Linked DNA regions of Mus musculus: all the other regions are linked to region 5. Evidence: chromatin loops called from intact Hi-C (ENCODE). Cell type or tissue: heart. All regions are shown on one strand.

Region 1 (4,000 bases), 530 kb after region 5:
AGTTTGTCAGAGGCTCTGCGTGAAGGCACCTCAGCTGATTGGCTCCTTAGCATCTAACACACCAAACCCATGCTAGGTGCCCAGAATATGCTGTGAATTGGAGTCGTTGTGCCCCACAAAGTCACTGTGGGCATCTGTGCACTCCACTCACACAGTCTCTCTGCTCTTGGGTGCCCTTCATCTTACTTCAAGTTCAGTCATCACACTGTCAGCCATTCTGCCTCGGCTGCTCACTCTTTCTGCCTCAGCTCAACTACTACTTTCTCTAGAAGACTTTTCCAGAAAGTCCTTAGATTATGTCAGACCTCACGATGTTATACCTTCAAAGCATTCTTGACTCGGACCTCAATACCCTCGTTAGATGTTATGTGTGTTGTGGGTTTATGTCAATTTTTCTATTGTAAGCGCCAAGAGTGGGAACAATGCCAGTGTTCTTACGAATGGGTCCACTACTCCTCATCAAGGGTCATAGGCATGCCAAATGCTTGAGGTTTAAGGGAACAAATGAATGAATGAGTGAATGAATGAATGAATGAATGAATGCTGTCAAGAGGTAGGCCTTACGGAGTTCTAAGCCAATTCAGAGTGTGGTTATCTGTTTTTATTCTGTGGAGCTCTGGCATATGTCTGCCTCTTGCAGTTTAAGCATCATAGACATGGATGACGTGGAAGCGGGTTGTCTTGTCTGGCACCACATGCATCCTGAAGTCATCCTGAACCTTTTGCTCAGTGTTTCTCCTCTGCAACTGATACAGAATTGAAAAAATAGGGGATGGCCAAGCTGATCAGGTAGGAGTCTCCATGGAGACAGGACAGCAGCTTCTGTATGTTCTGGCTTACATGGGGTGGCCTTTCATGACCTTACCTTGGGCTGTATTTCAGGGTAGTGCCATAGCAGTGCCTCCCACAAATGAATGTGCTGGTGGTTATGGGACACCCTCTTAGGTCTGGCCATGGAGTTTCTGTTGGTCGAGGCATTTTGTAAGCGCCATTAACCTCATCGTGTCCAGTCATTGCAAAATTAGTGAAGACATGGAACGTACAATGGAAAGATGTATCCTTAAATGACCCGGTCCCAGATGTGTGTATATCTTCTGTGGACCTATGAAGTTTGCACAACGACTGAGTGCCTGTAACTTTCAATTCCAGACAGATGTGGTTTTGTCAACCAGGAAAAAGAAAAAAAAAACTATTATCCACACAAAGTTTATATATATATATATATACATATATATATATACATATATATATATATATATATATATATATATATATATATATATATATATATATATGTTCTCTAGTCACACGTCTCATCAGCAAGCCAGGGCACATAATTAATTGACCAGGAGGCACACTGGGATTAATTAGCAGTTGCATAGGAAGAGTTTAGCTCAGCCTTCCAGGGCAGAGGATGGTGTTCTAGAATGACCAGTTCCTGGATTCCCAATTCAGCCCCTATCATGGGGGGAATCTCACTGTTCACTGACAATAGGACTGGGGGCTCTTGCCACCAATGTGGGCCAGCACGTGCACACCTGGCTCATGCCAGCAGAGGGCAGCAGTACGCTGTGCGTGTTCAATTTGCATTCCAAATTAGCAGATCCCGGTGGGACCTACAAAGAAAGGAAGTGGGTGCCCCAGGCCTAGGCTAATTCTCTCTGGGTGTTAACACTGGCCCGAATAATAGCAAACCCGGGCCTTTTGCAGTCCATTGAGTGTTGCTCTTCTCTTCTGCCATAGAGAAATGAACACGCCACTAGGAGCTGCTATCACAGACAGGAAGTAACTTTAATTAAATATCGTGAACGTTGAAAAGTTTTTTACAGTTTGAATTTTTGAAAAAAAAAAAGGAGAAGAAAAGAAAAGAAAGAAAGAAATAAAAAAGAATGAAATATAACAATCTCTACAGTAGTTGAGTGCTCTAACAATTGGATTGTACAGTGTGTGTCTATTGAAAACGTTTGAAAAGAAGGTGAAAGATTTGCAGAATGAGTTCATGGAGCTGCATCCTACATTGTGAGGCCGGGCATGGCGTGGACATATCCAGTCATCCAGAGGCAGGGCTCTTCCCCCAAAACGGAAATCTGAATTGAATTCTCTACTCCATCTTCTTTTTAAAAGCCATATTCTGTATTTAGGGGGCTATATCTTAAAGGGACTTAAAAACAAGATTTTGTGTAGAAGAAAGTGGTTCCTAAAACCAAACTACTTCTCCATCGGCTAATCAAACAGAAGTAACAAAACACAATTGATACACATTTTCTTTTTAAAGGCTCTTTGGGCTTTCCAGTAAAGTTCTCATCACGTCACAGCACGTGGCTAACAGATTGGTGGCGTCTTTTGTCAGGGTCTGAGCCGGACACCTCACCGGCTTGCTGCTCGTTCCTTTGCAGACAGTTGTCTGGCTCACCAGACAAAATATGGCTTTAGACGTTAGACATCTTGAGGCCAGCGCTTACCACACGAATTCAGACAACCTTTCTGAGTACGGAGAAGCAATGCTAAACCTTGCTTATATTTTTTTCCAGTTTCTTTTTATTTTTATTATTATTATTATTATCATCAGTTGTCATTATTATTATTTCTCACCATGAAAAATCAGCTTTCCTCCCTCCCCTCCCCTACCAACCCCCCCAACTTCCCTCCCCTCCCCTCCCCAACCCATAAAAATCCGCACTCTGACAGTCTAGTGAAAACCGTTGAAATCCATCCGGGCATGCACAGTCGCAGCTTTGTTAATGTTCTCTTGCTCTACTAGAAAAAGTAACATTGTCTTAAAGTAACAAAACAGTTCTTTTGTGCTTTTCGATTTCTCTCTTTTTTTTTCTTCTTTTTCTTTTTTTTTTTTCTTAGAATGTTAGTGATGGCTGACAGTTGGGGGGGGTGCACAGTACAATGTACAGGTGAAATGGATATGATTTGCATTGTTAAGGCATCCAATCTGCTGGTTTATATTTATGTGAAAGACAGAGAATATACAAGCAGACTTAAGAAAGAAAGTATGTTCATTGATCTCTATGAAGTTTCTCCCCCAAATTTAATGCACAAAATGCGTCACTCCAAAGGGAGAGATTCCATGCATATTACTAGAGTAAAACAGCGTTTTTGTATGCTTCCAAAGCAAAGGGTACATTATTTTTAAATCTACAGAACTAAATACTACAAGAATAATATGCTACTATTTTTTTGCCATATATTGGAAAAAACTTCTTAACTTACAAATAATACAAAAATAGACAATGGCTTTTGGGTGGAAATAAAAAAATGAAGCATGGTTTAAAACAATACTAAAAATACCTATAAATGAATTGTTTAAAAATCACATTGAAACAGCTAATACAACTATAAGTGACCAAACTATACTTGCGCACTGTTCACAAAGCAAACACACACACAAAATAAACTAGGGGTGGGGGATGGGAGGAAGGAGAGAAAAGCAATGTACAAATTCCAAAGATAAATACATTATTTATATGGATATTTTACAAAATCCCCATTAAAACAAACAAACAGAAAGCCTTTGAATTAACTTTGCAAGTATGTGCAAGCTAAAGGTAGTGCGCTTTTTATTTCTTTGCAAAATATGCAGTATAATTCTTTGCGTGTGTGAGATCGAAAATCTTAAGACATTAAAATGTATAAATAAAACAACTTTGGCAAAAAAAAAATCACAAAAGAAATCTACAGTATTTATAACTACATACAGAAACAGAAGGGCAGAGGTCAGCAGGAACACGCCCCCTCAGAGCCTTGCTGGCTGAATCTTTGCTATGGATTCTTTAAGAACACTTCCCAGTTGAAAGCAAAATTTCCCATAGAAAGCTGAGTTTGAAGCCTCAACCTTCCCTTCCTCTCTCCCAGTTTCCTTTCACACTGAACTCCAAAGCACTTTACCTGTTGACTGAATATAGAACTTTCCAACCTTGCGGAGTCTTGCGGATACAGACCCCTGTGTGATTTGGGACCTTGCGGAGTCTTGCGGGTATAGACCCGTGTG
Region 2 (4,000 bases), 200 kb before region 5:
CCAGATGCTGCCTGCCTCCCGTGGTGGGGCTGGTGCTTATACTATTTCCTAAGGTCCATGAACACGAATGCAAAAACACTTAAATACACACACACACACACACACACACACACACACACACACTGAATTCACGAGATACTAGACGTGATTTATAGCACACACCACATAGGAGGCAGCTAACAGACCTCCCATCCCACTCTGTCCTCTGCCAGCTGCGCCCTCCCTTACTTCAGACAGATCTTGCAACTCTGTTATCTAGGCCACACTGTATGTGTTTTTCACACCCCAGCTGGCTAGACCAAACCTTGGGATTATCTCTGGATCATTTTCCTGTACCTCTCAGAGGTATTTTTACAACCAGAGCTTTGGAGTTAGCACATGGTGAAGGGAGGCTGAGGCAGGAGGATTGTGAGTTAGAGGTTAGACACTGTTGCAGAAAGAAACAGAACCCTACCAAGCTTCTTGTAGTTTTCACTCATTAGAACCTCACTGAGAGCTGTTAGCTTCCTCTGCTGAATAAAGACTGTCTCCATTTTGTTAACCACTTTGCCTACTGAAAAAAAAAAGTGAATCCCCATTTTTATGGGTTCAGGTGTTTGTAAAAATAAGGATTTTTAAAGTGCATAGTCATTTTTCTAAAAAGAAAATAATTTTGTTTCTATGGGTCTGAGCATCTTGCCTGCATGTAAACCTGTTTATCTTGTATTTACATTGATTGTGGAAGCCAGAAGAGGCTGTTGGATCCCCTGGAACTGGAGTTTTACAGACAGTTGTGAGTGGCTGTTTGAGTTCTGGGTCTTCTGGAAGAGCAGCCAGTGTTCCTAACCATTGAGCCATCTTTCCAGCCCCTAAATCATGTAGTCTTAATGGGAGATGTCATTTGAATCATTATTGATCACCATACAGTCTTCTAGTCTCTCCTTTCAGTGACTCTGAAAAAAGAAAAACTGGTTTTGTGTCTCTCTACACTTTTCTTTAATGTCTTGGCAGGACGCTTGCACTTCCTACTATGCCTCTTGGTCCTCCCACTATGCCTCTTGGTCTCCACACTGTCATGCTTTCTCCCCCATGCTATGCCACATTATTTCACCACAATCTTTCTGAAGGCCACCCCTTAGATTTTTCTCTCTTTAGATTTTTTTCCTTCACTGTTTCTGTTACACAGAGATGTTGGTGAGTGACAGTAACATGGTGTGTCCTGTGTACAAGGCCATTTGCATGCCAGTAGGGACTACTGCATTTGTACAGTCTGAACCCTGGTGAGTATTCTCCTTGGGAGAATTACAGTCACTCGTTAGACCAAAGAGACCAGTTTTTGGCAGAGGATAGCCAACCTCATGTGTGAGTTTCCCCATGTCAGGGTCAGGGTTAAGTTGCATGCTGAGATAAGAACATGAAAGAGAACTTGACATTACAATTTAATTTTGTCTAGTGGCTTCGATGAGCTCCTCTATAACCAAACAATAGAATCATAGTCACACATTTTTGGATAGCTGGCTTGCTGCGATTTCCTATGTATTTTGAATGGTGGCTTTCACATGATAAATCTTGAATAATTATTTGTGAAATAGGCAGATCAATAGATTTAGTTTCCCAACATTTACCCAATCTGGTCTTCACCTATCGGGACTGAAAACACCTTTCTCTTGAGAATTCTGACCTGAGAGTTATTTGTGAATTCTGCCTTTTTCTTCTAGCTGCCAGAGGGTGTCGCTGTTGAAGCTGTATTCTGACTTAGCCCAATGAGGCTCCTATATCTGGGAGTCTGTGCCAGAGAGAGGCTGTTTCTATCTCTGCAAAAGTCAGGGTGGTCCTCTAGGGACCATAGGTCAGGGATGTTCAGAGCTCTGGGTGCCAAGACTGCAGATCTGAGCGTGTCTCTGTGTCCCTGGGCTCTGCTACATCCTGGGGTATAAGCCTACCCAGGAGTCTGCTGGAAGGCCATTCTCAGATCTGTGCACTCACACACAGGGTTTTGACCTTCCTTTTATAGAGAGCATTCTTCCAAGAAGACAGTGTCAGGGCCTCCCAAGGATTGTTGTCTATCCTGCCTATAGTGTGATATGACTGAAGATGCTCTGGCTAAATAGAACTACTAAATGGTGTTGGCAAACACAGATATGATGCCAATATTAGGTACAAGACATAAATTCAGTCATTCAACAAGTCCTATATTAGATAGTCTCATTACATTTGCCATAGGGAAGAGAAAAATATCTGAGTGTGTTCAAAGCCACATTTTCAAGGCTTATATTTTAGTGAAGGGTAACATGAAACCCTGCATGTCTTTAGAGTGACTGTCCTTAATCACTCCACAGTTACTCTGTCAGCAACCTTTGGAGGAGCGCTCTGCAAATAGAGGTATGACCTCAGACAACACTGCAGTGTCAAAGGATTGATTCTTCCTTCTGGTAGCAAGGAACTCAGAGGCTCCAGGTGTCCTAAATTTCCTGCCCTTAGAATTCTCCAGTGTCGACTCACTTACTTAACAATCTGCAGTCATACAGATGTCTCATGTGAGACCTCTTCTATGTCCCCTGACTCCGAAGTTCCATGAGACGGAACCAATCCTACCAACTCCCCCCCCTTTCCCGCCCCCCATGAAAACCAGAGGAAGTCAGGAATGGCAGTGCACCCCTGTAATTCTAGATTGCAATTCTAATATTCAGGGGGGAGTTTGTGGTCAACTTGAGATATATAGTAAGTTCCAGGTCAGCCTAGACTATAAATCAAGTCAAAACAAAACAAGACAAAACCAGCAAAAATACCTATCCAGCCGCACTGAGGTCCAATAGGCATACACCAGACCTTCTAATCCCCTTTGAGAAAGATTACAAAAACATTCCGATTCAGCCTGTTCTGTTCCTTAAATCAAAATCTAATTCTCCCTCCTATGTCTATAATTTGAGGTTAGTTTAAACCAAGCCAAGTCTTCAGAGGCAATATGAGATGATTTCTTTGTTCAAAGAGCAGGGGCATTGCATCTTGAAGTGAACATTCAAAGCTTTGTCTCCTGAAGGATCCCTGAGAGGGCTCTAACCAGCGTGTGTGCGCGTGCGTGTGTGTGTGTGCATCTGTGTGCATGTGTGTGTGTATGCATGTATGCATGCGTGTATTTCTCAGTCTTTAAGAATATTTCTCCTTAGAAAGTGTGTATAAAAAAATCCTCCCACCAGTTCTGATCCAATGGTGCTAATGTGCCCCTGGGAAATCATGTCCCCTTTAAGAGTAGCTTCATGTTCTCTCTCTGTCCCTAAGCAAGAGAACTGGGTTGAGCTTTATTATTAGAAATTTGTCTTAGGAAAGCGTTTGGTTTTCTTGTCTTTTCTAAATGGAGTGTATTAACCTACCAGAGATTAATTTACCGCTAGTGGTTAAACTTTTTTTTTTTAAGAGCATCTTTGTGAGGTTACAAATAATAATGTTTAAAGAGTTTCGTTCTGGTGCTTGGCATACTGTGAGCATCCTGGAAATGCTGGCTGGTATTGTCATTGCTGCTATGACCTCTCTCATAAGTGGAGCCACTTCCTGCTTGGGTAACCAGCCCTAGTTATGGGATCTTCACTGTGGGGAAGTGTTGTCTGTCAGCTAATATATGGGAAGTGTTTAGTGTAGGCTTCAGCACCTAGTGAGCAGTTAGCAAATTCAAGCACGTTTCTAAAGTGTGAATCTAGCATGGTAGATTTATTTAGCTGAGGCAATAGATAAAAAAAAAATCTCAATGACACCAAGAGAAATGAATTTATTTCTGATTGTGCTGTGGGTTCCAGGCATTCCAAAAGACGGCAGAAAACTTTGGAAGCACGTACCAAAGTCGTATCAGAATTAAGAGTATAAGCAAAATGACCTGGGTGGCCCCTTCCCCGGATTCACACTTGGCAGGGACATTTTATGGGGTAGGGAGAGTGTGGATAGATGATCATTGTCAGATGTAGAACGGAAAGTCTGGCTAAGGGTCAGTAGAACCTTGACTGACAGTTGGCAATTGTGTGTGTGGGTA
Region 3 (4,000 bases), 530 kb after region 5:
AAGGCAAAAGAAAGTTAAAGGGTTGCAAATAGGAAAAGAAGTCATCAAACTCTCCCTACTTATAGATGACATATTATACATTAGTGATCCCCAAAATTCTACTAAGGACACTTCTAGAAATGCTAAACAAAGCCAACAGTGTGAGAGAGCACAGAATCAACATACACACATGAATAGCCTCTCTACACACAACAACAAACATATAGAGAAAGAGATCATGGTGCGAAAAACTAAGAAACTGAAGAGGAACCATTGCCACCCCCAGGAGGTACAACAGAAAAGGAGAATAAAAGAGTATAGTGACCTGAAGAGGACAATTGGAAAAACAGGGAACTTTAATTAGAGATGCAGGAAAAGATAAGTACAGAAGGAGAAGGGGGCACTTCCAGTAAGGGTGGCTGGAAAAAAGTTAAGAATCATTGACTGTCTAAAAATACGTGTAATACACCATTTTATGCATAAATGAGAATATATAGTTTAAATAATTTTTGATCTCTGGGATGCTAATGCTTTCTCCAAGAGCCAAAGACAAACTAACAAAAATCCCAATAGCAGGTTTAAAAAAAAAAAAGCCTTCTTTTGAGTTGTTGGTCAAGAGACCCTCAAAACATTATAGGTTGTTACTGTTGTCCTTGATTGCCCTTTCAGAGGTAGAACATAAGTCCCTATTTTTGAAGATGCAATGCAATTCAGGTACAGAACCAGAGGCCCTTGAGCTTGAAAGCTCCCTCTCTGGGGACGAGCTTTCATGGTACCAGAAAGTGCCATGCAAGCTTCCAAAATGATGCAAACAACAGTTCTACCCAGCTATGATGCCCGTAAACCACCACAGCTAGAATGGCGTGTTAACTCAGCGTGTGCAACAGTGGTGCACATGCCTTGGTGGTAACCAACAACTCTCTAATTGGACTCAGTACCCACTCAACATGAAGGATATGCCTGGTACTGGAATACTAATCAATTTACCCTAGGCTGGTAAAGCCACGGATCTTAGTGGAGAACCTACAACGCCTACTTTATTAAACCAGCATAATCCCTAACTATATCCTAAATATTTGTCATTAAATCCACAACTGCAATTGGTACTCCACATCAAAGAAAGTTCTCTTCTCAACAGATGGAGACCATTCCAGAAATCTACAACCAATCAAACTGCACACTACAGAGTCCAGTCCCAAAGGATACATCTATAATACCACTCCTGCACCTAAGGTTCAGGGACCATTTTGGAGAAGACAGAAAAATGTTAAGAGCCAGAGGATCATAGAGTTTGCTGTGTGTGAGATTGTGTCTCCTAAGAATGTCAGAAGCTATACCCATAATGTCTTACCTACATGACTGTCTAAACATGTGCTGAACTAGGACAACATGCTAACATACACGGGAGAAGTCCCACTCCTATACAAAGAGTGACAAGCAACTAAAGAATGGTAAGAGTTGGAAAAACAATCTTCCCCAGGGAAGAACACTCTAATTGGTTATTCAATACCCTATGGTATTCTCCATGTATGTCTATGTGTGTGTGTGTGTGTGTGTGTGTGTGTGTGTGTGTGTGTGAGTGTGTGTTTATATAGACTCTGCAGCCATACATATATATATATATATATATATATATATATATATATATATATATATATATATATATTTCAATATATTCTTGCCATGGTTCCTGCTTCCTTGTCTCTTCCAAATCCTCCTCCTTATTACCCCGATCATCCATTTCCACACCATTTCCATACCTTCTTTCTCTCACCCTTTAGAAAGCAAACAGGAAAACAAACAAACAAAACAAAAAAACTATTTCTCTGGTCCCTCCATCCACCCACAATATTTTGCTAGTATATAAAGGATAATTTGGAAAGTAATTTTTACCAGCCTTGGGTATTTGATGTTCAATGTAGTTGAATTTGCTTAATAACTATAAGACATTTATGCTAAATTACTATTAGAAGAATGCTTTAATAACAAGATCACTGGACCAGAGAGAAGAAGAATAGCCATCAAGATCTAGGAAAAAAATTAAAGAAAATAATAAAGCTAATAGATAAGTAAATACAGACAGAAAGAATAAGTCAAATGTTATTAAAAGTTGAATATTAAGAGTCTGTTTCCCTCTGTTGTCCTGCCACAGGAGATCATGTTTGATTAGCACAATGTCTCCCCCTTTCCCTTCTCTGCTAAAGGGGAAGGAGCTTTGCTGCCAGAAGGGATGTCATGAAGAACCAAGCAGTGAATAAGAGTGAAGAAGGAAGAAGTTAGCAATAAAAACACCTGAAGAACAGAAAGAGGGCTTTCGCCACGTGGAATAAAGAAACAAAGATGGGGAGCAAGGGGACCAATAACAAAGAATTAATTATCAGTATTAATTATTAGCACTAATCGGTATTGAAGCAGAATTGGGTTCTTTTTAATAGCCATTGGAGGATATAAGCAAGACATTTGATTGCTGCTTCATTAAGTTTGGCTATTGAGCTTGCTAGTGGAGTCTGTGTAGACTTGGTGCCACAGATTCACTCAGACATGTTGGGATCCAGTGGCATTTGTTACAGTGTGTGCTGTGACTCTTTGAGTCATTGCTGTGTCTCCCCTAGGCAGCTGTGAGAGAGATGTGTGAGTCAACATGATATCATCATATCCCTAGCTCTCAGCTTGAAGAGGTGTCTAATCTATGGTTCATGGAGGGCCACATGCCCGCCCCCAGAATAGCAAAATTGCTACCCTTCACAAAATCAAAAACTTCCTTAAAATATGAGATTATTTTTGTACTGATGTGTGGGTGTGGGTGTGTAAAATTCAGAGTGTGAACTGCGTACAAGACAATGTCATGTCAAAACGTTAGCCATGTCTATGAACTTAACACAAAAGAGGCTCCCATAAAAATGTATCTCATAAGTAAAACCTTTCTATAAGGGCCCGGAAATAGCTTGATTTCCATTTATCCCTTCTGACTTTCATGGAGCAATCCATGTTATTGAATGAATCATGTGTAGTAGGGCACCTTCCATTTTATTGACAGTTCACCTGCATCTTTGTAGAGCATGAAATTTTCTTTAGAGTATCATTCCCAGCACTAGAAGTTTCCTCCAGAAAGCTCATAGTGAGCAGGCTGAGGGTTAATTCCAGGACTCAAAACTTTTGTTCTTGCTACAGAATGTGAAATTTCTACCTTTGGTGGGGGAGGGAGGGTATATGCTAAATAGATCAAAATTAGTTCCAACATACCGTAACTCTCCAGATAAAACTACTTGATGCTCTTGTTTAAGAAAGAAAAAAATGAAAACAATATCTTTCTAGTTCTGGAAACTGAATTTGAAGATATAGGAAGGATTGGATCATTGGCTCCACAGTAAGAAAAATAGGCCAGAGAGACCAACGTCTTCTTAAAGGGAAGTTCTCTCTATCTCTGTCAAAGGTGTGAGCATTCAATTGGGCATTGCAGCTCAGTAGCAAAGTCCATGCCTAGCATGTGTGAGGTCCCAGGTTCCATTCCCAGCTCCCAACATGCATACTGGTGACTACTCTTTTGACTTTTTTGTTATCCATTAACTCCCATATTACATCGACCATTGAACCATGATGGCTCTTTTACATCTCTTAGTCCTATCTACTTCCCCCTTTTATCTCCCTAATCCAAGCTGTTCATGTCTTGAGAGGACCACTACAATAACCTCCAGGTGTTCCTCAGTTTCCCTCTGCCCCCTCTACAGGACATCTCTAAGGTCCGTGTATGCAATATGGAAGTCTCCCCACTGTTTATGAGGATAATAAATGTGTGCTGTGACATAAACAACAAGAAAATATAAGTAGAGCAGAGATGGGAGACCATAGATGACAGAGAGACATGGAGAGAGGTCTGCCTGAGATGGAGCAGAAGGTCTCTGGCAGGTCAAGATCAGAAGCAAAATGAGTTCAAATAAGCTTAGGTTTCCCCCTGCAATAGGGTGAACTTGGGGGCTGATTAGAATGTAATATATTGAGGAATGAACAATTGATCGTGTGA
Region 4 (4,000 bases), 930 kb after region 5:
TGGGACAGGCCGAAGCCAGGCCACTATCAAGGGAACCCGGTAGAGTCTGTAGCGACCTGGAGTCCTGGGAAAGCGGGGTGCAGCCAGGCAAGGGCGAGGGCGATGGGAAGATACCACGGATGCGTGTTGGGACTGCCGAACACTGGGACCCACGCGCCCACTAAACCCTGGTCTGTCCCCGGGTGGCATTCACCCACCTCTGTGGGGAGCGTGGGAGCCGCAGGCCAGAACGCCACCGGAAATCCGGACTCTGATCCGGGCTTGCGACCTCGCGGCGCTCCGGAAAAGTCCCTCCTTTGCTCATCCAGTCTCTGTCCCTGGGATAACCCTCCTTTTCTTGGAACCAACTAGAAAACTGAAGAAGAGGGTGACAGCCACTCGCAGGAGGTAGAGAACGATTAAACAATCTCTAAGGCTCTGTCGCAGAGACTGCAGTCAACGTGGGTAGGACCAGGCGCGGTGCGGTTCCACAAAACTGTCCCCTCTCAGAACGAGCTGAGGCCTCTCTCGGGTTTCCCCCGGGATCGTCCCAGACAATAAATAGATCCCATTTGTTGCTAGGTTTACCGGACATGAAATTACTCAATCGCGACTACAGTCCACTCCCATTGTACAGGTGAGGAAACGGAGGGTTTTTAAGAGAAGCGGAAGCGAATGAAATCTTGTTCCTGCCACACCGCTAATAAAGTTACCAAGACATTGTCTCAGGGACCAGTGCTCTTAACCTTGGAGTCAAACCTCCACCCGGCAGAGGCAGCTAAGGGCTATTCAACACCACTAGAATTCTTGGGTGCACTGAGTCCTGGTTACACATAGCGGGGGAGGGAGATAAGGGGAGCAGAGTGAAAGAGAGAGAGGGCGCTTGTCACGGTGAGGACAAACCACACAGAAGTCAGGAGAGTGTAGTTTCAGGAAAATCTTAACGAATATGATTATTTGAAAACAAGTTTGCGCTGTAATGTAAGTGGGTGCCTTTCCCCTCTCCTTCCCAGACAGGACTCCCCAGGGACGTGCCAGCTCCAGCCCTAGCTGTGTCACGTCCTCTCCCAGTCCCAGCTAAGGTCTAAGCTTGCCTAATGAAACGACCTTAAGTACAGGACTTTGCTATGATGTCCGATGTCCACGATGTCCACTACAGGCCAGAAATCAGAACAGCTGAGCATGTGTTTTAATTGTGGGTTGGGGGGACATGGTTCAGTCTTGGTCTGAGCACGGATAGCTAAAACCCGACGTAATTCTGAGTTGAGAGAAAATAGCTGGTGGTGTTCCAGAAAAAGAACTCTAGGCTGGTGCCGCCCAGGGGTGGAGTTCAGCTGGTACCCCACTTTGAGAATTTTGCTTATCTGCCTAGGAGACTAAAGCTGGCTTTCTCCACATAGGAGGTGGGGTGGGGTATCCAAGGGTTTTAGAAGGGAGCTCTCCAGCAGTTTATAAGTTAACACTGCTTAAGTTTTAAAACAAACTGAGATGGAAGAAAGAAAAAAAAAAGCAGGGAGTTGGGGGGGGGGGCTATAAAGATTTAAGAGAGAAAAGGGCCTGTTTCCCTAAAGGAAAGTTAAGAAAGGAAAAGCGCATTCGAGAGGTGGGTTCAGGATACCCAAGTGAGAAAAACTGTGTGCTCCTTTTTTGGGGGCAGCTTTCTGGGTATTTGCGCGGTGGCGCTGTGCGCTTCCTGGTCCTTATTGGTAGCTTTGTTTAAAGTGCCTGTGGTGTGAATGCAGACACGGGTTTTCAATCAGCGAGCCTCAGCTACATTATTTGAGGGTCTGAACAGTGCATTCTTGGCTCCGTGTGAGCGCGCGTGCTTCAGTGCGGGCCCAAGGGGTGCACAGGTGCACCTCTATCTCGAGTGTGCATGAGAGTCACGTGAAGACATAGTTTATGTGAGTACAGTGTGCAAGCACAGAACTTGGGTACCGAGCAAGATCGTACACGCGAGTCTGAGCCCGCACTTGTGTGTGTTAACTGCCGCAAAGACATCCTAAGAATCAAAGTCCAGCTAGGCGAAAGCAGCAGGCTGCGTGGAAATCGAGGTGTCAAGGGCAGCGGTGAGACTGCAGGTCCCTTGGCCTTACGGGTGGGAGGGAGCCTGCTGGAGGAGCGCAGGGCATGGCCACAGGCCGGGGGTGGGCGCCCAGCTCAGCTCCCTGCAGACCAGGTGTAATTTCCACCCACAAATTACCCGAACTGAGAGCGCAACGGTCCCTGCTGGACAGTTCCGCGCTCTTAATGGTTCCTCGCGGACAGTTTCTGATTATTGATGCGGCGTCCAAAAAGAGACCGCTTCCGGGAGATTTGCTTGTGTGTTCATTCCCCTTATCGCTGTTGATTTGCTTGGCTGCTACAAAGACCCAACCAAGCCGACCAGCGCGACCAAGAAAGAAGTCCTGAGCGGATTCCATAGTGCAGGCTACTTGCTGGCCAGAATTGTCTTCCAAGGTGGAGTCACAGCGCCACCTCGCGATCCCCTAGCTCCCTTGCGGTACTGCCGCTCGAGAAGGAGACTTTGCAGGTCCCCAGCCTATAAATTCCCAATGCTGGTTCACACTCAACATTTCTTTATTCGGTTAATAAGTTCTTCATTTTCCCAGGCACACCTTGAACACTTCTGGACTACCCACCCGTCAGGGTTCAATCTCCAAGGTTGCCTAAATGAACCTCTCTCTCCAAGACAGCCCATGGGTACCTTTCCTCAGCTTCCCCTAAGGCTCAGTTCACACTGTCAGAAATACAGTCTCGCTTCCCTCCCTGATCAAGCAACTCCTCAATAATGTCGAAAATTGTTCTTCAACATCAACCCAATCTAGAACTTATTGCTGAGCGTGTGTGAGGGAGTCTCTGATCCAATGTTTTATGCTAAGCATAAGGCAGTCTTACTTAATCATCCTACATACCAAGCCTTGACTATTTATTATTATTATTATTATTATTATTATTATTATTATTATTATTATTATTTACATGAAGAAGCCATTGTTAGAGGGGCTAAAGTGCCCAGCCAAGGTCATGAGCCCAGGTTAGTCTATCTGATGCCAGAACACACCTTTAGCAGCTCTATGTCTTGCCAACTTCATCAGCTCTATGGCCTCAGGCCATGTGGCCAGACAAGGCTCAGAGTCAGCATTCATGTAAACCCATTGCTCTGGAGAACGGAGACAGGAAGAGGACTGCTATTATCAAGCACCTTGTTTGCTCACACAGCATATTACAGTCTATCACACATAGCTCATTACAGTGTATTGCACACAGCATATTACAGTCTATCACACATAGAATATTACAGTGTATTGCACACAGCGTATTACAGCATATAACACACAGCACATTACAGCCTATCACAGAGCATATTACAGTGTATCGCACACAGCACATTATAGCACATATAACACACAGCACATTGCAGCGTATCACACACAACATATTACAACACATGACACACAGCATATTACAACATATAACACACAGCAAATTACAGTATATCGCACACAGCATATTACAGCATATCGCACGCAAGGATTGCTAACAAAGCATATTACACCACTCTCTACCCAAGGGACCCTAGCCAAGCCAGTCATCCTTCCTTCATCTTTTTTTTAAATTAAAAATATTTTAAATTTATTTCTATTTTATGTGTATTCACATCTTACCTGCATGTATGTATATACACCATAACCATGCCTCCTGACACAGAAGGCAGATACCCTGAAACTGAAGTTACAGACAGCTGTCATGTGGGTGCTGAGAACCAAACCTAGGTCCTTTGCAAGAGCAGCAAGTGCTTTTAACCAGTGAGCCATTGCTCCAGCTCCCCAACCTCCTTATTCTTAAAAGTCAGTTTACTGTAAGGGACAAAGGAGAGACGTGGATGCTACATACCCGATGTACTGCTCCACGCTGCAACCAGCACAAATGCAGCATTTGTGAGCACTGGGCTCACAGCTCGAAAATCGTAATTACTGATAGTCACCAACTAACACACCAAACAAAATGAATCTACTAG
Region 5 (4,000 bases):
TCATTATACGCCAGAAATTGACATGGATTAACAATATTAACAACAGCTTCATGATTCTAATCTCATTTAACCTTATAAAAGTTCTATGAGGTAGATGCTACTATAGTCCTTTCTTTTATCACAAGAACACCAAATCTGGGAGGACAGAAGTAACTTATCTGAGGCTAGAGAGCTAAAAAGTGGATCTGCGAGTTCTTAGCTAGTGCTCTCTTTCCCTTATCCCATTTTATTAGAGTTTGATTCTCTGGTTCATAATTTTATACTCTCAGATGTTCTCCCATGGCAGGTCTGTGCAGTAAGAGCGGCAAGAACAGGAGAACTCTGGGAATTTGCAAGCTGAGTTGGGAGAGCCTGGCGAAGGCTCATTGCCTCTGTTGAAGAAATGTCCAGGTTTGTTAAATGTGTCTATTCAGAGCTGCCCTGTGGATCAGCCATACACTAGGGTTGACATGATGGAGAACATTGAAGAGTGTCTTCTTCACTCGTAGTTAACCCATCCCAGGCTGTTTTGGTATATTCCCTTATCTGCAGTTGTCAAGAGCAACTTTCCTATGAATACTCCTTGCCTGCTGCTTATGCCAAGGGAGTGGATATTACCAGGGATCAGCTAGGACTTGGAATTTTATAGGATATCTCTGGAATTGGGAGCAGCAATAGACGTACATGCCACTGGGAACCACAGTGGACTTGAACTACGGGCCCATCTATAACTGAGACGGGGAGCCTATGGTTGTACAAAACTATCTGTGGGTCATAGGATTACTGCTATGTATCCCTAACCCCAAATTTCTGGTTCAAGTTCAAGAAAGAAACTCATGACTTCTGCTCAAGGCACACACTGCAAAGTATCAGGGCTGGAAGAGACTAAGCAAGCATAGAATGTTGTTTTATTGACTCTCATTCTGTGTCTATAGTGATGGTGAACACCATGAATTGATGGTAATGTTTCCCCTGGACAGGCTTAGATGTAGCCTCAGGCTCTTCTAATGCACCGTGAGCAGCCATGGAGTTGGTAGAACCTTCAGCTTTGAGCTGGACTCTTTTTTTTTTTTTTAATGGCTGACTCTCACTTGCACTGTGATAATGGAGGTCAGAGGTATCCTGCATGGTCAATAGGAGAGCTTCTTTCTCTGTTGGGTGTAATTAGGAAGGTGTTAGAGGGACCAGAAATGATAGGGTACCAAGCTGGAGTCTCGTCTTGATGCCACAAGAACGTGAGTGATCTTAGGTTAGGCATGACCTCCTCTGACCTTAGTTTGCCTCCCCTGAAATGAAAGGCTAGAGAGGACTGAGAGATGACATGGCTTGCTTTCAGATGTGTGGCCCTGGGACATTTTTTCTGCAATGTTGAGATATTTACATTACTTATGCCCCAATTCTTTGAGGACAGACATGGGACAGTCTCATTGCCACCCTACATACCCATATTCCTCGTAGACATTGGTGGCTCTTCACAGCTCTCTACCTGAACCTGTATGGATTTGACTATAGATGCCTCAGCACACGTTTTGGCAAAGATTATAGACAGCTACTGACAACCTACTGGGGTTTGTAGTTAAAAGTAAATGACAGAGTATAAATGGTATGTAGAAACAGTAACTTTGTGGAGGTGATTGAAAGTCAGGTCTTCACAGAAGGATGAAAGAAGAAACAACAGAAAAAGAAATGAGGAACGAAGATTACCTCGTCTTCAGGAAATTCCGTTTTATTTTGCTTTGGAAAATGCCACCCAGGGCTTCCTAGCTTCAGGCAAAGTCTGCCAGCTCACCTGGAACTTTGCTGCCTTTTCTAGGAATGAAGACCATACTGGAGGAATTCAGGAGTGAGGCTCAGGAAAAACAGAGAGTTGAAAATGGACCGAAATATCAAACAAGGCCAGAGGGCTACATTGCTATTTCAGACCAGTTGCGGTTTGACTGGCCTGAATCTGTGGAGACTTGCTTCCAGGCCTTCAGCTACAGGTTTGGCATTTCATCTGCTAGATGGCGCTGTACTCTAAGGAAAGGCATAGTCAGTCCTGCTTGACTTGGAGCCTGGGGAAGGCAGAACAACTGGGCAAGGCCAGCCTTTGCCCTGCAGCACCAACTCCTTCTGCCGGGGTGCCTCTTACTCTCTTTTCTATCTTTTCTATTTTATTTTGTAGTGTGGTAATGTTGTATGCTAAATCTGATAAGTTACAAGGCCTTTGTATCCTGGACAAAAGTGAGACAAAATGAGAAGTACATACATAAGACACACACACACACATACACACACACACACACACACACACACACACACACACACACACACACACAGAGTGGGGGGCAGAGAGAGGAGGAGAGAGAGAGGCAGAGAGATGGAGAGACAGAGAGAGAGACATACAGAGAGACAGACAGAGAGAGAAAGAGAGAGACAGAGACAGAGAAGAGGAAAGGGGTAGAGGTGATGACATTTAGGTCTCCTTGAAACCTCAACTGGTCTGTGGCCTTAACTTGACCAAAGGCCCTGGAAAATAGAAACAGTTCTCTCTGCATCTTGCCTCCTGAGTTGGATGCCTGGGGCTCCAGCTTTACACTGAAGCCCTCTAACTGAGATCTATCCAAGGCCAAGCTACTACACATAGGCACCAAGATCCAGTTTTCTGTGCAATTTTGATGCTAGGCTGCCAGGCAGGCTCCTGGTGTGCACATGCAGCCAGGGATAGAGTTTGCAACCCCCTTTATGGTATCAGTAGCCAGAAGGAGTGGAAACAATGATAAAGAGGGAGTGTGTAAACCAGGAGGGGACATAATGGCAGCAAGAGGAGAGAGAGGGATAAGGGAGGAGAGGACCAAGAATGGGGGTGAAGGGTGTGGGAAAGGAAGGATCACACAAGGAGGACCAGGCATCCAGAAAGAAAGGGCAGTGGAGAGATGAGGGCACACTGGTGCTGGATGGGAAGGCGGTGGGGGGCAGGAAGAGGTGAGAAGTGGAGTGAAGCTTTTCCAGTAAACATGAAAGCGGAGACACAGACCCAGCAGAGGAGGACAGCTCTGCTGGGCAAACAAGAAAACAGAGAGCGAGAAACGGCTGGGAACTGCAGAACCCCCCCCCCCCCCCCCGACAAGACAAGGTTCCTCAAAGGAGCACAGCCACAGCAGTGAGGATGTTGCAGAAGAAGTTAGTCAGGAGATGGGCAAGGAGACATTGAAGCAGAAAGGGAAGGAGAAGCAAGGGAGCAAGAGAGCAGAGCTGAATTTAGAAAGGGAGAAAAAAAAAGTGAGCAGAAACAATATGTTAAAAGCCTTCATGGGGAGGGCAAAGGCATAGGGAAAGAGCTGTTTATAGAATGTTTACATTAGAGCCTTAAAAACCGGAATGTGTGTCTTGGAGTATAGCCATTGTCTAGGAAACACAGCATGGCTTTTAAGCAAATGGTGGAGTCATCAGGGCCACACAGAGCAGATCACACTGGCCTGCTTTGTGGGCTTGCCCAGAGCTGCCTTCTTGTTGGCGGCCAGCCGGGGATGGAGGCTAGCTACCTGCTGGGCCTGCTGTCTGACAGAGGGCTATCCCTGTTCAGTTCATGGTGCTTTGAGTCCAGACGCATCCGTTCCTCTTGCAGGCTAAGAATTGCATCAGGATGCGGTCCGTTTGAAGCTGCTTCGAGACAGATGTCGGGTAGAGTAAGAGGAGAGACATGGTCAAAGGCATCCTAGGGTGGAGGTGAAAGGACAGGTCCTTGGAGTCTGGTGGCCACAGTTCGGTTCTGAGGTTTCTTTGTTTTTTATTTTATTTTATTATTATTTTTTTTTATCACGCTACCATGTAAACTAGCACATGTCTGTTTGCTGCTTTGAGCCTTTGGTAAGTGATCTATAAACTTTGCATTTTGTGGGGTTGAGAGACAGCTCAGTCAGTCAAATGCTTGGTACCTAAGCGCAAGGCTACAACGTTCAATTCCCAGACCGCTCTTAAAAAAAAACAAAAAACAAAAAAACAAACAAAAAAACAACTGGTGTTGAAGATACTTAGTGCA
Region 6 (4,000 bases), 140 kb before region 5:
TGGAGCCACCTGAGCCTCTTCTTTGTATTGTGGGTACTCAATGTGGATTTCATTCAGCACTTATAGGTCATTCACTCAACTCCAGGCACTGTTTAAAGTGCCTCAGATATACTGGGTTTTCTTGCCTAATCCTCTCAAGTGACCCCACAGGGTAGACGTCCAAGCACAGCAAGATGAAGTCACAGTGTCACACAGGTGGCCACTAGAACTTCTAAGATTTGAACCCAAACTTGCTTTGTCACGGAACGTAAACGTGTTATCTGCTAAGGATCCAAGCCATCACTGGCAAGTCATACATTGTTGAGTGACGCTTAACTCTTCCTCTGCTTGTAAAACATAAAAAGTATATGACCTCTGCCTAATGTGAACCTCTCCAGCCCCTAACATTTGAAAGGAATCTGTTTTTGAGTTAGCTGGACTGCCTTATCTGATGGACAATGATCTCTTTCACTGACCCATGAATCCATTATGTTGTAAATTCTGCCTGCACACTCCAGGCAGAATGTATATTCTACTTCTATTTACAGGGTAAACATAATATTCTATTTGTAATGTGTCTGTCTCTCTCTCTGTGTGTATTTGTGCATGTGTGTGCATGTTTTCTTCAATTGTTCTCCACCTTATTTTTGGGACAGGTTCTTACCTTGAACCTGAATCTCACTGAGTGCACTGCTTGGGTTACAGGTATGGGCTGCTGTACCCAGGTTTTCATATGGGTTCTGGAGATCTGACCTCAGGTCTTCATGTTTGCACGGTAAGTACTTTACTGACTGACTCTACTTCCCTAGCCCCAGCTGTTCAGTTTTTATGCAATGACCTTACTAGATACCAGGGTATAACTTGTGTCCAATAGTGAGCCAACTTTGGACATTTGGGGATAAAGCCTTTAGACACACCTCAGGATAAAGAAGTTAGGGTCCACCTGGGGATTGGCTCTTGGCAATTGGGATTAATGTCACTGGCTGTGTGCTCTCCTCCACACCTGTTTCTGGACCGATGTGACGTGCTGGCTTCACACGAGTGTTCTCTCAACACCTCTTCCTCCTGCTTGCCCTTGCCCTTCCTCTTGGTCTGGGGCCCCACTCCTCCAGCAGCATCCCATCTGAAAACCCTTGACCAGAGTGGCCTTGTCATGTCTCACCAAGCCCCATCTGTGTTTGGGACGAACATCCAAGCATTACACACTCTTCTCTAAGAGTGTAAAATGTTGACTGCGCCACTTAGCCAAGGTTCCCGCCCCCCAATCCTCACCCCCAGAAGAGGACAAAGAGAGGCGAAGCCCGAGGAAACACGGACATTTCTGTGTGAAACTGAGAAGACATCCTGTTCCACTCTGGCTCTCATAAACATTAAACTTCTTTTTAAATGGTGATATTTCTAGCCTATTCTGACTGAAATGTATTGATTTTTTTCCCCTCTGTGAGTCACTGCCTATTTTTCCTTCCTACAGTAGAAACATATTAAATATCAATGTGATGATAAAAAAACACATATGTGTATGTGTGGGTGGGCAGATGAGAGCGTGAGGGGATTGTTTTTACAAACTCTCAGAAAGGAAATGGCTTTCTTACAGATTCCCACATCGTCATCCAGCTCCTCACATCCTCAGTCCACTGAAACAAAACCAAATAACCATTTCCGGTTTGAAAGCCAGCAGGGGAAAAATTTCAGAAAGTTCCGGCGATGGTCCGCCATTTCGGGGCTATGTGTCTATATACTTAATATATATCAGCAATTTGAGGTGGTGAGGGAGTCAGGCTGCTATTCCTACTTTGGGCAGTAGAGGGCAGATGTTTCCACTCCTGCCTGGCTGATATTACCCAGGCAACAACATTATGTTTATGCAAACAGCCTTTGACATAATAGCTTTGCAACAGCTGAAAATTGAATTGTGCCTTCAGGCCAAACATCTAGACCACCGCCTTTGTTAGATTCCTCTGCCGCAGTAAATTGCGCTCACCCTTGGCTCCGGAGCTACTTTCCCCTGGATTCCAGGCCCACGATAACTTTAGAAGAAAGACAAATGCTATTTCTTCACACAAATGGTCCTTACGTATTTTTTTTTGTTGTTTTTTTGTTTTTTTGTTTTTTTCACTTCCAACTCTCATCTGAGGGCCTGAAATTGCTGCGTGCATTTCTCCAGCCAACTGAAGAAAGAAAATAAAAAGAAAACCCGAGACCTACACCAAATCCATCGAATTCTAGAATCTCTGTGGGTTCCCACAGCTTTTTAGTGCTTCCACTTGATCTAATTAGGACTTCGCCTCCCGAAATAAATACCTAATAAAGAATGAACCTATTAACAGACTAAATTTACTACACGCCCATTTGTGTGAGTCCTTTGCGCGTTTTCTTGAAGTGGTAATGCAGATGAAACTGAACGTTGTTTGAGTGGATAATGGTCTCCCGCTGTAAGATGGATTGTAGAAAGTAAAGGTGGGGCAGGAGGGGGGAGCAGGTCGCTTTATTGAATTCCATAGATGATAATGGTGTCACCTGAAATAGCTTCCTGAATAGAGAGTAAAGGGGAGAGAAACAGCAACATCCACAGCCAATGTGCAACCGGGGAACAGTTGGTTTTCTTGGAAGTAATCTTACATTGGTTTTGGGCTCATTGTCCTAGTTTTGGTGTGTGTGTGTGTGTGTGTGTGTGTGTGTGTGTTGCTAGAAGGTAGATTTAAAAATAATATTTTATTTTTAATTAAATTGTGTGTGTATGTGTGCTCGTGCGCACTACATGTGAGTACAGATTCCTGAAGAGGCTAGTGATCTCAGGTCCCTAGGTGCTGCAGTTGCAGGTGCTTGTGAGTCACCTGACCTGGGTGCTGAGAGCTGATCTGGGACCTTTTGCGAGTCATGCCCTTTAAATGATGATCCGTCTCTCCAGCCCAGAAAGCAGATTTCAGAGACAGTTGTTGTTGGGCCTCATTGATATCCTGGTTGGCTTTTGTTGTTGTTGTTAACTAGACACAAAAAGGTCTTATTAGATTGACTACGGCAAGTCTCTATAGAACATTTTCTTGATTCCTGATTGGCATGAGAGGGCCCAGCTCATTGTGGCTGACGACACCCCTGGACTCATGGTCCTGGGCTGTATAAGAAAGCAGGTCTAGCAAGTTGTGGAGAGCAAGCAAGTAGGCAATGTTCTTCCGTGGCTTTTGCTTCAGTTGCTGTCTTTACATTCCTCTCTTGAGTTCTTGCCATGGCTGTCTTCAGTGGACTACGGCCTGGGATCCATAAGCAGAAATAAACCCTTTGCTGATTGCTTGTGGTCATGGTGCTTAGCACAACAATAGAACCCAAGCTAGGAAAACAGATGCTTTCGGAGAAAAAAAAATAGATAATGTCAGTATGAAACTGAAACTTAGTGTGTAGGGGTGTAGTAGAATTCATTCATTAGCAAATATTCACCAGATGCCCACCTGCTACAAAGTAACTCTGAAATTGCAGCTTGGATACACGGTGGAAAGGCAAGTCCCAGGTGTTCTGTCCGTCTCTCTTCTCTTCTCTTCTCTTCTCTTCTCTTCTCTTCTCTTCTCTTCTCTTCTCTTCTCTTTTCTTTTTTCTTTTTTGGTTTTTCGAGACAGGGTTTCTCTGTATAGCTCTTTGGCTGTCCTAGAACTCACTCTGTAGACCAGGCTGGCCTCAAACTCAGAAATCTGCCTGTCTCTGCCTCCCAAGTGCTGGGATTAAAGGCGTGGGCCACCACTGCCTGGCTTACTTATTTCTTTAGGTTGCTTCCCAACCTTGATCAGCTTGTAGCCCCCCACCCCCCTTTGTTGGTCAAGACATTTTAATAGATCTCCAGGTATCAGAAATAGGTCTATGAATCAAACACTGACTGATAACAAGTCATGAAGAAATTAGTCTTAAAGCATTTATTTACTACACAATTTCCCCGTTAAAGTTCAAAGCAAATTTGCACCCTAGTGAAAATAAATAGGGCTTTTTATTATTCATGGTTTTACTAATTTTTAAATACTTATTTTTAAGTGTGTAT

The links. Hi-C counts contacts between places; a loop is a spot of excess contacts. Peaks named below come from ENCODE experiments on the same cell type or tissue, not always from the same donor. Only the 100,000 strongest peaks of a DNase experiment are listed, where the experiment ranks them.
Region 1: a loop joins it to region 5, with 5 times the contacts of the local background. A loop is called at or near these places in 26 of 42 quality-filtered maps.
Region 2: a loop joins it to region 5, with 2.7 times the contacts of the local background. A loop is called at or near these places in 4 of 42 quality-filtered maps.
Region 3: it touches region 5 in a loop (6-fold over the local background); 26 of 42 quality-filtered maps call a loop at or near these places.
Region 4: a loop joins it to region 5, with 6 times the contacts of the local background. A loop is called at or near these places in 35 of 42 quality-filtered maps.
Region 6: it touches region 5 in a loop (2.2-fold over the local background); 4 of 42 quality-filtered maps call a loop at or near these places.

What each region holds. Positions count from the first base shown.
Region 1 is chr11:45,005,864-45,009,863 of GRCm38, reverse strand. Ebf1 (early B cell factor 1) reads right to left here. Exons shown (of 16, transcript NM_007897.3): 16 at 1,768-4,000. Among named protein-coding and RNA genes, the nearest start is that of Gm51859, 81 kb to the left of the region's middle. In heart, a CTCF peak has its summit at 1,553 (motif pointing right); DNase peaks (open chromatin) are centred at 923 and 1,563; H3K4me3 peaks cover 223 bases.
Region 2 is chr11:45,734,537-45,738,536 of GRCm38, reverse strand. All of the region lies in intron 2 of Gm39816 (a long non-coding RNA gene), which reads left to right. Among named protein-coding and RNA genes, the nearest start is that of Gm39816, 16 kb to the left of the region's middle. In heart, a CTCF peak has its summit at 1,696 (motif pointing right); a DNase peak (open chromatin) is centred at 1,816; H3K27ac peaks cover 397 bases.
Region 3 is chr11:45,010,874-45,014,873 of GRCm38, reverse strand. No RefSeq gene overlaps it. Among named protein-coding and RNA genes, the nearest start is that of Gm51859, 76 kb to the left of the region's middle. In heart, no CTCF peak of the experiment used is centred here; no DNase peak of the experiment used is centred here.
Region 4 is chr11:44,609,506-44,613,505 of GRCm38, reverse strand. No RefSeq gene overlaps it. Among named protein-coding and RNA genes, the nearest start is that of Ebf1, 6.6 kb to the left of the region's middle. In heart, no CTCF peak of the experiment used is centred here; DNase peaks (open chromatin) are centred at 155, 1,775 and 2,305; H3K4me3 peaks cover 2,340 bases; H3K27ac peaks cover 1,128 bases; H3K27me3 peaks cover 1,184 bases.
Region 5 is chr11:45,537,634-45,541,633 of GRCm38, reverse strand. No RefSeq gene overlaps it. Among named protein-coding and RNA genes, the nearest start is that of Gm22284, 100 kb to the left of the region's middle. In heart, a CTCF peak has its summit at 1,975; a DNase peak (open chromatin) is centred at 1,983; H3K27ac peaks cover 542 bases.
Region 6 is chr11:45,676,667-45,680,666 of GRCm38, reverse strand. The region is part of intron 3 of Gm39816 (a long non-coding RNA gene); the gene reads left to right. Among named protein-coding and RNA genes, the nearest start is that of Gm35282, 25 kb to the left of the region's middle. In heart, a CTCF peak has its summit at 1,776 (motif pointing right); a DNase peak (open chromatin) is centred at 1,766; H3K27ac peaks cover 496 bases.